Linked DNA regions of Homo sapiens: region 1 is linked to region 2. The links are chromatin loops, found by intact Hi-C in ENCODE. Cell type or tissue: heart left ventricle. All regions are shown on one strand. Links, peaks and the distances in the headings refer to the core of each region. The heading gives the core; the rest is flanking DNA. Region 1 overlaps CCND2 (cyclin D2). Region 2 overlaps GALNT8 (polypeptide N-acetylgalactosaminyltransferase 8).

Region 1 (5,378 bases), core at 226-5,225, 450 kb before region 2:
GGGGAAATAAAGTGCCTTACTGACTGTAGCCATTACAGTATCCAATGTCTTTTGACAGGTGCCTGTCCTTGAAAAACAAAGTTTCTATTTTTATTTTTAATTGGTTTAGTTCTTAACTGCTGGCCAACTCTTACATCCCCAGCAAATCATCGGGCCATTGGATTTTTTCCATTATGTTCATCACCCTTATATCATGTACCTCAGATCTCTCTCTCTCTCCTCTCTCTCAGTTATGTAGTTTCTTGTCTTGGACTTTTTTTTTTCTTTTCTTTTTCTTTTTTTTTTTGCTTTAAAACAAGTGTGATGCCATATCAAGTCCATGTTATTCTCTCACAGTGTACTCTATAAGAGGTGTGGGTGTCTGTTTGGTCAGGATGTTAGAAAGTGCTGATAAGTAGCATGATCAGTGTATGCGAAAAGGTTTTTAGGAAGTATGGCAAAAATGTTGTATTGGCTATGATGGTGACATGATATAGTCAGCTGCCTTTTAAGAGGTCTTATCTGTTCAGTGTTAAGTGATTTAAAAAAATAATAACCTGTTTTCTGACTAGTTTAAAGATGGATTTGAAAATGGTTTTGAATGCAATTAGGTTATGCTATTTGGACAATAAACTCACCTTGACCTAAATTATCTGGCCGTTTTTGACTTATTTATAAACCAGCAGTCCTCAGAATGGAATACACTTGTCTCATGTCAGAACTGTTTCATGCCGCTGCAACATTTGGCAGTGGCATAAAAGACACATTCTAACCTGGAATGGAATCTACATGTGCCTCTGTGTTATGGCGGTACAAGTCATTGTTGACATTGCTAGGGGACGAGGGGTGCCTATGCAGCCAGCTTATAAGCTAGAAGCCTCAGTCCACCTTCAGAAGGTGGGTACATCACAGACACTATGACTGGTCCTCAGAGGATCGTCCCTGATTGTTGCCAGCTACTCATTCTGGGCTGTGAGGAAGCATCTCCTGGCATGAGAGGTACCAGAAGCCTGCGGTGCCATCTCCAGAGTCTAGGGAGTCTCTGGGAACCCTGCCCCTGCAGCTTTCCTGGCTCCTGCCTGCTGTTCTTCGTGGCTCCCACCTGATTTCTGATCCTTCCTGCACCCCTCTTCTGAGACACAGGCCACAACTACCTTTGCTGGAGTCTGGAGAAGCAGAGCCTGGGAATGGGATGTGACAGTCTCCGTACTGCTGAAATGAATTGCCAGGCCCTAGGCCCAGCTGCTCTTGGACCTTAGCTCAGACCAGCTTCTTTCCCGAGAGTGATGGGTGTGCAGAAGACAAGGGCCTAATGAACACTTTTTTGTGTGTTTTGTTTAGAAACAGGGTCTTGCTGTGTCCCCCAGGTTGGAGTGCAGTGGCACAATCCCAGCTTGCTGCAGCCTCACACTCCTGGGCTCAAGCAATCCTCCTGCCTCAGCCTCCCAAGTAGCTGGGATTACAGGCGCCCACCACCACGCCCAGTTAATTTTTTTATTTTTTGTACAGATTTTTTGTATAGCTTTGTTGCACAAGCTATAACAGACATTTTGATGTTACTGTAAAATTAATTTTTTCCAAAGTTCCTTGTCTGGAAGTCATCGAAGGCTGTTTTCCATTTTAATTCTGACCTGAGTTGTAAACAAGATTTAAAACTGGCCGTTGGGGAAGTCCAGATTAAGATATTCCAGGCTGATCTCAAGTAACTTCACTTAATAGGACTTTTAAGCTTACAAGGACCCTAGAAATTCCCCTTTGTTCCCATTCCCCTTGACATCCGCCATTCTTAGCGACAAATGGGGGTAACTTTTTTCTTGGGTTTCTGCCTAGTGAAGTCTGCTGGCCTCCTGGGAGTTTCAAGGGCCTCTGGTTGCCATTCTTAACCATCCTTGGAATTCTCTTTGGCATGACATAATGTCCAACTGGGTTCCTCTCCCTCCCTTTCCCTATCTTTTTGCTCTGTAGGATCAATGCTATATCTGTTTATAGCATGACAACTCCACTCCCTCTCTCAAATGCCACCCAGCAACACTGCTGGGCTTCCCCCATTCTGAACAATGGATGTTTTAAGGGCGGGAAGAGCAGATGAAGCACACAGCCGAGCAGTGAGAAATCTGACTGTCCCATCTACGCTCTTTCAGACCCAGATCATCTTATAACTGGAAAATCTCAAACTTGGAAGTGCCTTTCCTGAAAGTGGCCATTAAAAATGCAATGAAGACCTGGAAATCCCCGATCTTTTGTGCGTGTTCAAGGGAGTGCTTTTGTATCTCTAATGACTTTCTAAGATTTGGAGCTTTTATTTAGTATGCAGAGGTATCCCCAAAATTCACCTTCCCAGTTGGCTTAGCAGTAATACTGTCAAAATACTGACACGAAGCAAGTACTCAAAAGCTGAATATTACACCAGATTACTTCCCTGCTCTCCTGGCAATTACAGCAACAGCAAAAATGCTGTGGACAGAGTAGGGAGATTCAGAGTATCAAGGTAAGCCTAGTACTCACAGCCGATGTGTTATGTGGGGCCTGTACTGAGCCTTTAAGGAAAAGCACAGAAAAAAACAGGACACACAGGCCTATGAAATAGCAGAGAGAAACAACAGCAAATGCAAATGAGTCTGGGGGGAAATCGATGCTAAGGTGTGGGAGGGGGCCCTTGCAGAGGAACAGGTTTCCTCAAGCAAGTGAGTTTTAGGAAAACACTTTTGTTAGGAAGATCATGTGGGTCAGCATAGTTTGGAAACGGAAACAGAGTGTGACCTTTTCCAAAAATAAAAGGGATGGGAAGTAATTTTTTTTTAAATGAAGGGAAAATATTCCACACAATTTAATAGATTTTAAACAATATAAACACAGATGTTAGGCTTGTGAAACAGGATAAGCACAGCCACAAACATTGATTTGGGATTACCACCCACCTAATTTCTCATGAGGCTTAAAGAAAGAAGGCTGGACGCTTCAATATGACTGGTGGCTTTCCTTGTCTTTGGGCTCTGGGGGCCTCCCCGTGCTGGAGGGGCGGATTCCATCCGCTCGGACCACAGGCTCAGTCAAACAGAACTGGGCGGCCTGAGAAAGCAAGACCAGCGCCCCTGCCTCTGTCTCATTGTCCCCCTGAAGCTTTGAGTTTATGCTTCAAGCTTTGAGTTTACTCATTATTATGGTTTCTTTCATGCTGATTCGCTCGGAGGACCCTGGCCCTTCTGCTGCGCTCACCGCCGCCGCTCTGGTAAATGACTGTCCGCATGGTTTCAACATGCAGTTCTTCCTGCGAAGTCCACTAGGTGGTACTAATGCCACGGACAGGATCACTCACAAGGAAACCCAGAGCCAGCCGGGTGTAGGTTGCCTCTGCCCTGCACGGAAGGGAACACCTCCCTCCAGCAGACAGCACTGGAGCAGCACCCCCGCCTCCGCCATCTCCCCAGGGCAGCCTGGGGAAGGAACGTCAGGCCTTTCCCGTCCACACCTGGCGCAGTTCCCTCACCTGCTTCTCTCACTACCGCCACATCGTGACTCCATCTGGGGTGGCTGGTGCTGGTTCATCACCTTCCCTGACTCTTCAGTGACTAATCCAGAGATGGCACACTGGCAGCTTACAGACCAAATCCAGCCTGCAGACATAATTAGCTTGACTCCCACAGTGATTGAAACTGTCTTGGATTTACTTGCCAATACAAGATGAGAGCTTTCACATAAAAGTCAGGATTGTAACGACTCTTGGGAGATTTAAGTCCTGGCAACCACAGGCCCGCGAGGCCGCGAGGGCTGCAGCTGAGTGTGACTGGCCCCTTTCTCTACCCTCTGCCCACCCCACAACCGACTGAACCCGCTGCTCTCTTTTACGGCGCCTGCCAGTCGGCTTAGGGCTTACAGCTCTGCAGCCTAACCTGTGTCTGTTTTACCTCCCTGGCCAGGAAGGAGGGCCCAGTAAGTCCCAAGTGGAGTCATCCTCCTCCAACCCTCTCCACCACAAACAGACCTGGAATACTTCTTTCAGTTTGTGGACCATAACCTCTCCTTCTCAGACGAAGAAAGACCGTACTGCCTCAGTAAGCATTAAGATCTCTTTATGTCTTTATGAGTTTTTAGTTATCAGATTACCCCGGGGCTGGGCCAGATTTTTGAAATTCCTTTGAGATCCCAACATTCAGCCCCACGCCCAGGTCTGCAGGTAGGCCCAAATAAGGTGGGGTGGTAAAGATCTGCTTTTTGTTTTTTGGTTTTCTTTTCTTTTGTTTCTGGAGATAGGGTCTTCCTTTGTCTCTGAGGCTAGAGGGCAGTGGCGTGATCACAACTCACTGCAGCCTCAACTTCCCAGGCTCAAGTGATCCTCCCACCTCAGCCTCCCAAGTAGCTGGGACAACAGGCATGCACCACTACATCTAGATTGTTTTAAAAAATGTGTTATAGAAACAGTGTCTCACTATGTTGCCCTGGCTGCTCTCAAACTTTGGGCCTCAAAAGATCCTTCCCACCTCAGCCTCCCAAAGTGCTGGGTTACAGGTGTGAGCCACTGTGTCCAGACAGCTTTTCCTGCTTTTGTTTGTCTGGAGAGTCATTTTTAGTGCTCCTGGCACCATGGAGATTCCATGAGAAGACAAACCTGTGAGATTTCTATATTTGTTGAAAAAGTGCAAATCTCTGTGGCTATGTTTCGGTCAACCCATTCACTGAAAATCGCTACTCTTCATCATCCCCTTCCCACACAGGGCTCCTGGGCACTGCTCGTTTATTCAACAAATGAGGGCTGGGTACGTGCCTGGTGCTCCGTATGGGACCCCTCATTCAACAAATGTGTCTCAGTACTTGCTTTTCCAGGGATGAGATCTCTGCTCTCCTTGATCTCAAAGGCTAAAGACAGAGACAGATAAAAAGACAACTGCTACTTGGTGGTTGGCCCAGAATACAAGTGCTCTATGCTCTGCTCTGGAATGCCCCCCCGGCCACCCACTCGCTTTGTAACCTTGGGCTCATTACTTAGCCACCCAGCAACTCACAGTAAACTCAGTGACTTAGTTTTTTCATCTGTGAAATGGGGTTTTGTAGTTTTGAAAGAGCTTTCCACAAGCCTCTCCTATAATCCTTTTATAACTCTGGTGAATTTGGTACCTTGTTTTGTAGCTAAGTGAATGGAGGGTCACACGGCTCACTTGGCTTATCACAAAGAGTTAGGCTAGGACTGGATCCCAGATGTGTCTGAATTCAAATATCATGCATCTTCTGCTACACTGGGCTACTTTATTGATCCATATTTTGCTTACTGAGCATTGAGCTGAAAGAGTGAGACTTTTAGCCCAGTGTGGGCAGGAAGGTTGCAGGGGGTGGGGGGGGTTGGATGATGACATCACTTAGTGAAATCATCAGGGGATAGTTTTTTAATGAAGACAAAGTCAATG
Region 2 (5,378 bases), core at 109-5,108:
GCTGAGTTTGGTTCAGTTTTCCTTTCTGCTCTAACAGGACAGCACTGAGTTGAGTGCCTCACGATTGCTGTGCTCTTCCTCCCCCAACACACAGAAATGCTGTCTACACCATGCTGCAGCTACTGGGGATGGGGGAGGGGTAGCATCAGTGATTCGCTACTGTCCTTTCTACCTCTTCAGTGCCTTTTTCAGCAATATGAAGTTAAAATATGAGTACTGTGAGTGCTTAACTGATTTTTGGTTCTTATGAAGGTGCTTTGCTTGTGTAAATAGTGGTTAAATTTGTATCCTTGTCAGGGGGATGATTGGTGGAGCCTTCTAGTCAACCATCTTGCTCCACCACTTCTCCCAACCTGAATTTTTGTGCTCTATAAGGGAATTCAGGATGCAAACCAAGAAAAATAGAGAAATTACAAGTGCAGATTCAAGATATGTCAGTGTATTGGTTAACTCTTGCCAAAAAATGTCACGCAATAAATCAACCCAAACTCAGTGCCTTAAAGCAGCAATAATCAATTCTCACAGATTTGCAGATCCAGCTGGCTTGGATGGAGTGGCCGTGTTCCACATGTGTTCACTCTGGGGCTCAGGCAAATGTGGGATAGCAGCTACCTAGGACAGAAAGCTCTTCTTACGGTGTGTAAGAGGGCAAATGGGACCATGTGAAGTCTCGTAAGGCCTAGGTTTAGAAGTAGCAAACTATTTCAGAGTAAGTCACATGGCCAACCCTGAAATGGTGTGAAGAATTAGGGCCAATAAATTTCATGAATCAGAATCAATTTAGAAGAGATTTTGTGGATAAAATATCATTTCCACAGTATCTCTTTTACCTTTTTGGTGTAATCTACAGGGCCTCATTAGAAGGGGCTGGCCCGGGGGTTTGTGATTGTTCTTGGTAGTTCATCTTTTTTCATCTTCCAGCCTAAGGCCGAACTCTTAAAAGAGGCAATGGAAAGTAGTCGAAATTACACAGGTGTTGGAGACAGACAGACTTAAGTCAAAATCCTGCTTTGCCTCTTAAGAGTTTTTGTGCAACATACAAGCCCTCTAAGCCATACCTGCTGCATTAAGCACCTAGTATGGTGAGTGACATATGGTTTACACTCAATAAATGTTTAACGGTAAAAATGACAATAATAAGAATGTCAGGGTGGCATTGTAACAAACACTGACCCTGAGTTGTAATGCTGTCTCTGCTAAGTCACTGTGGACTAAGCTTCTATAAGATGACCTTTTTTCCCCCTCCAAGCCCTGAAATTCTGTGCTTGTGACAAGGTGATCTCTGATCCACTGTGGTGTCTGGAGGAACAAAGTAATTTCCCATCTAGAGTTTATTTCATTCCACTGTCTTTAATTTCTTTCTAACTGAAACTGATGACCCCATAGCCATGTACTGTACCCAGTAAGGACCCACTCAGGACTCCACATTTAATGTTAACAAATGAATTTTGAGTCTTTTCTGGGTTATACCTTAAGCCATAATCATTCTTTGGCAGAGAAAACTAACCTTTTTTGGATGGTGGTTGATGTGGTTAGGCTTTGTGTCCGCACTCATATCTCATCTTAAATTATAATCCCCATAATCCCCATGTGTCAAAGGAGAGACCAGGTGGAGGTCATTGGATCATGTCGGGGGGGTTTTCCCCAGGTGGTTCTCCTGATAGTGAGTGAGTTTTCACAAGATCTGATGGTTTTATAAGTGTTTGGTAGTTCCTCCTGCGTTCATTCTCCTTCCTGCTGCCTTGTGAAGAAGGTGCCTTGCTTCCCCTTTGCCTTCTGCCATGATTGTAATTTTCCTGAGGCTTCCCTAGCCATGCTGAATTGTGAGTCAATGAAACCTCTTTCCTATAAGTTACCCAGTCTCAGGCAGTTCTCTATGGCAGTGTGAAAACAGACAAATGCAGTGGTCTGATCAGTTTTCCCATTTGTGAAATGAAGAGAAGCATTTTGTTTAATGTACCTCATAAGAATGATGGTACAGTCACAATGTAATAATGAATTTGATATAATTTTATAAAGATATTAATTAGAATGCTCATTCAGCTTCTCTGACAGAGGCTAAAATAACAGAAGCTTCAACATGATAGAAATTAATTTCTCTTTCCTATAACAGTTTGAACATAAGCAGTTCAGGATTGATATGGCAGCTCTAGGGTGATAGGGGCCAAGACTTTTATTTGGTGGTCCTGCCACACTCAACACCATATTTGTATTCTAGCCAGTAGGAAGATAAAAGGGGGAAAGAGAGAGAGCAAGCTCTTTCTTTTTAAGAGCACTACCTGAAAGTTGTGTATATTATTTCTTTTCACATTCTGTTGGCCATTACCTAGTTACATGGCCACACCTGTGTGCAAAGGAGTCTGGGAAATATAGATTTTAGTTACTGGGTTATGTGCCCAGATGTTTCTTCTATCACTGTAGATATAGAGCAGAATCAGAATAGACACTGGGAGTACAGGTACTGTCTAACACAAAAAATATAAATGCAAAAATAATAACTTTATTTACGGTACTTAGCAAAGTCTTGAGGATGACCCTAGTTACACTGTGGCTAGGTTTTCTTACCTACCAGAGCTTTAGGTGAATTCCCCAATTCTTCAACTTAAGACCCAAAGCCCTCATTATTTCTGAGTTCCTGATGCTTTGTTCTCTCCTTCTGCACCTAGGCTGAGTCTCTCTGTTTTCATTCTCCCAAACACACACAGAACACTGCCATTTCAGTTTCTACAAGACATTCTTTCTTTTAATATTTTGTGATTTTTAAAATGGACTTTGCTTAAAATATAGGGTCATCCTTTTCCTTTTTTTTTGGATCAAGCAGTTCTGCCCATATCCAGCTTCTTGGTTTGTGTGAGACTATTTGCCTTTTAAAACATCTAAGTACTTATTAGGATTTTTCTCCAGTAGCAGATCTTGAACATCAGAGCTGCATGGAGTGCTTTATTCTGACATCTAGTGGCCATGACAGGGATGGTGCTCATCAATGTGTGTAAATGGAGATGATGGGTAGGAAAGGTTAAGAAGGGAGATGATGGGTAGGAAAGAAAAAACAGCATTTGTTGAGCACCTTGTATATTTCACACACTGTGCCAGAACTGAACATGTAACTTCCTGGGCTCACAATGCAGCTCTGTCATTTACTAGCTGGTAAACATGGGCAGGTTACTTAAAGGGAGATACCTGTATGGTGAGGACTAAATTTATGCAAAGTGTTAGGACAGCATATGGCACAAAGTAATATATTATTATCAGCAGAAGCTTAATGTCTCTGTGTGTGTGTGTGTGTGTGTGTGTGTGTGTGAGAGAGAGAGAGAGAGAGAGAGAGAGAGAGAGAGAGAGATGATGGAAGGAATTTGGCAAGTGGGAATAAATTTGGAGAGCAGAGTTTGAAAACTTTTGGGCAAAGCTAATTATGGGCATTACTTCATAAACGGCAATCTTTTTTTTTTTTTCTTTTGAGACAGAGTCTTGCTCTGTTTCCCAGGCTGGCGTGCAGTGGCGCAATCTAGGCTCATTGCAACCTCCACCTCCCAGGTTCAAGTGATTCTCCTGCCTCAGCTCCTGAGTAGCTGGAATTACAGGTGTGCACCACCACACCAGGCTAATTTTTGTATTTGTAGTAGAGACAGGGTTTCACCATGTTGGCCAGGCTGGTCTCAAATTCCTGACCTCAAGTGATCTGCCTGCCTCGGCCTCCCAAATTGCTGGGATTACAGGCATGAACCACCACACCTGGCCTCAGCAATCTTGACTTTTAACTTGAATTTAAGATTTCTTATGATAACAGTTAATTTTTCTCCCTGAATTCACGTGAGTTGAAAACCTCCATCAGCTAGGAAAATTGGAGTAAGGTAATATTTGGATTTTTGAATGTTTGGCTAGAGAGAATAATAATATCTGAGTGCAAGCTGGATGTAACCTCCACATGATTCTGGGGGCCAATGAGGAGAGCCAGAGAAGGATAATGAAAGAAAATGTGCACTTCAGGTTATCTCAGAGGCTGCCATAACTGATTCCTTGTTACATCATTTAATCCCAGTGAAAACCCAAATAGTGGCTGTGCCCTTATAGCAGATGAATAAGTTGAGGGTCAACTTATTCCATCATTGCACACCTGGCAGCTAGAGGCAAAACACTCTAGCTGCCAGGTGTGCAATGATGGAACCAGAATTTGAACATAGGTCAGTCTGATTTCAAAGCCTTGCTTTTTTTTCTTTTTTTTTTAGTCCATTGTTCTGGCAAATAGGGTGCAAAGGAAGGGGAATCTAGGGTTTTAAGAAGTGAAGAAAAGGATGAAAACAATTTGAAAGTCAGATAATGAGACTGACTACTCAGTTGGACACTCTTGATAAGTTAACTGAACCGCCGTGGCCTAAGCTACACACTGTTATCTCAGGTGCTCCCATTGGCATGAGCGTGGTAGGTTGCTAGCCACTGCTATGGGCTAATTACCTTCCAGAAACTGCATCTCACTTAGGCAACCGTGAAGAGAAGACACAGGAGACATCACGTCGATCCAATATGATTAAATAGTCCTATTAGCTACTGAGATGAACATAATATTTTCTAAGCTCAATATTAGAATGTGTGTTTTGATTAGTATGTTTTGTACCCATCAGGATGGTAAAAATGAGTATTTGTAATTGGGTCATAAGGCATTTGGTCAAGTTATGCAAATTAGTTATCTATTGCTGTATAACGATGTTATCACCAGCTTAGTGTTTTAAAGCAAGATGCATTCATTATTTCACAGTTTCTGCGGGTCAGAGGTCCATGCACAGTTTAGCTGGGTCTTCTGTAAGGCTGCCATCAAGGTGTCAGCCAGAGTTGGGTTCTCATCTGGGCTCCACTGGGGAAAGATCTGCTTTCAAGCTCACATTATTGTTGGCAGCATTCAGTTCCTTGAAGTCTTCCAGGCTGAGGAAGCATTCAGTTTTATGCTGGGTATCAGTTGGAAGCCACTCTTAATGTCTTCCCTTTTTATGTGTTAGCTGACAGCATGGCAGCTTCCTTCTTCAAAGCCAACAAAAGAGAGCATCTCTTGGCAAAATGGACCCTCCAATCTTATGCAGTGTATTCATGATCCATGTAATCAAGCACATCCTGCCATCCTTGCCATATTCTGTTGGTTAGAAGCAGGTCACAGGCCCACACTCAAGGGGAGGGGATCAGGCAAGGCTGTAGACACCAGGAGGAGGGATCATGGGGTCACTTTGGCGTCTGTCTGCCACATTGCCCTTTGTCTAGCATGCAGGCAGAGAAGGGGCATGAGGAACTTAGTGCAGTGAGAGTGGCTCAGGGCATGGTGCCTCTCAGGACATGGGCACTTTCCTTGGGGATAAGGGAGCAGAGGCAGCCCCTCCTTTGGTCCATGTAGG

What was found. Peaks named below come from ENCODE experiments on the same cell type or tissue, not always from the same donor. Only the 100,000 strongest peaks of a DNase experiment are listed, where the experiment ranks them.
Region 1: a loop joins it to region 2, with 10 times the contacts of the local background. A loop is called at or near these places in 12 of 110 quality-filtered maps.

Annotation. Positions count from the first base shown.
Region 1 is chr12:4,304,726-4,310,103 of GRCh38, forward strand. It overlaps CCND2 (cyclin D2), which reads left to right. Exons shown (of 5, transcript NM_001759.4): 5 at 1-628. Among named protein-coding and RNA genes, the nearest start is that of TIGAR, 14 kb to the right of the region's middle. In heart left ventricle, for the core only: CTCF peaks have their summits at 3,264 (motif pointing right) and 3,471; a DNase peak (open chromatin) is centred at 3,326; H3K4me3 peaks cover 234 bases; H3K27ac peaks cover 1,927 bases.
Region 2 is chr12:4,755,338-4,760,715 of GRCh38, forward strand. All of the region lies in intron 6 of GALNT8 (polypeptide N-acetylgalactosaminyltransferase 8), which reads left to right. Among named protein-coding and RNA genes, the nearest start is that of GALNT8, 38 kb to the left of the region's middle. RefSeq lists a silencer at 2,806-3,100. In heart left ventricle, for the core only: a CTCF peak has its summit at 2,965 (motif pointing left); no DNase peak of the experiment used is centred there.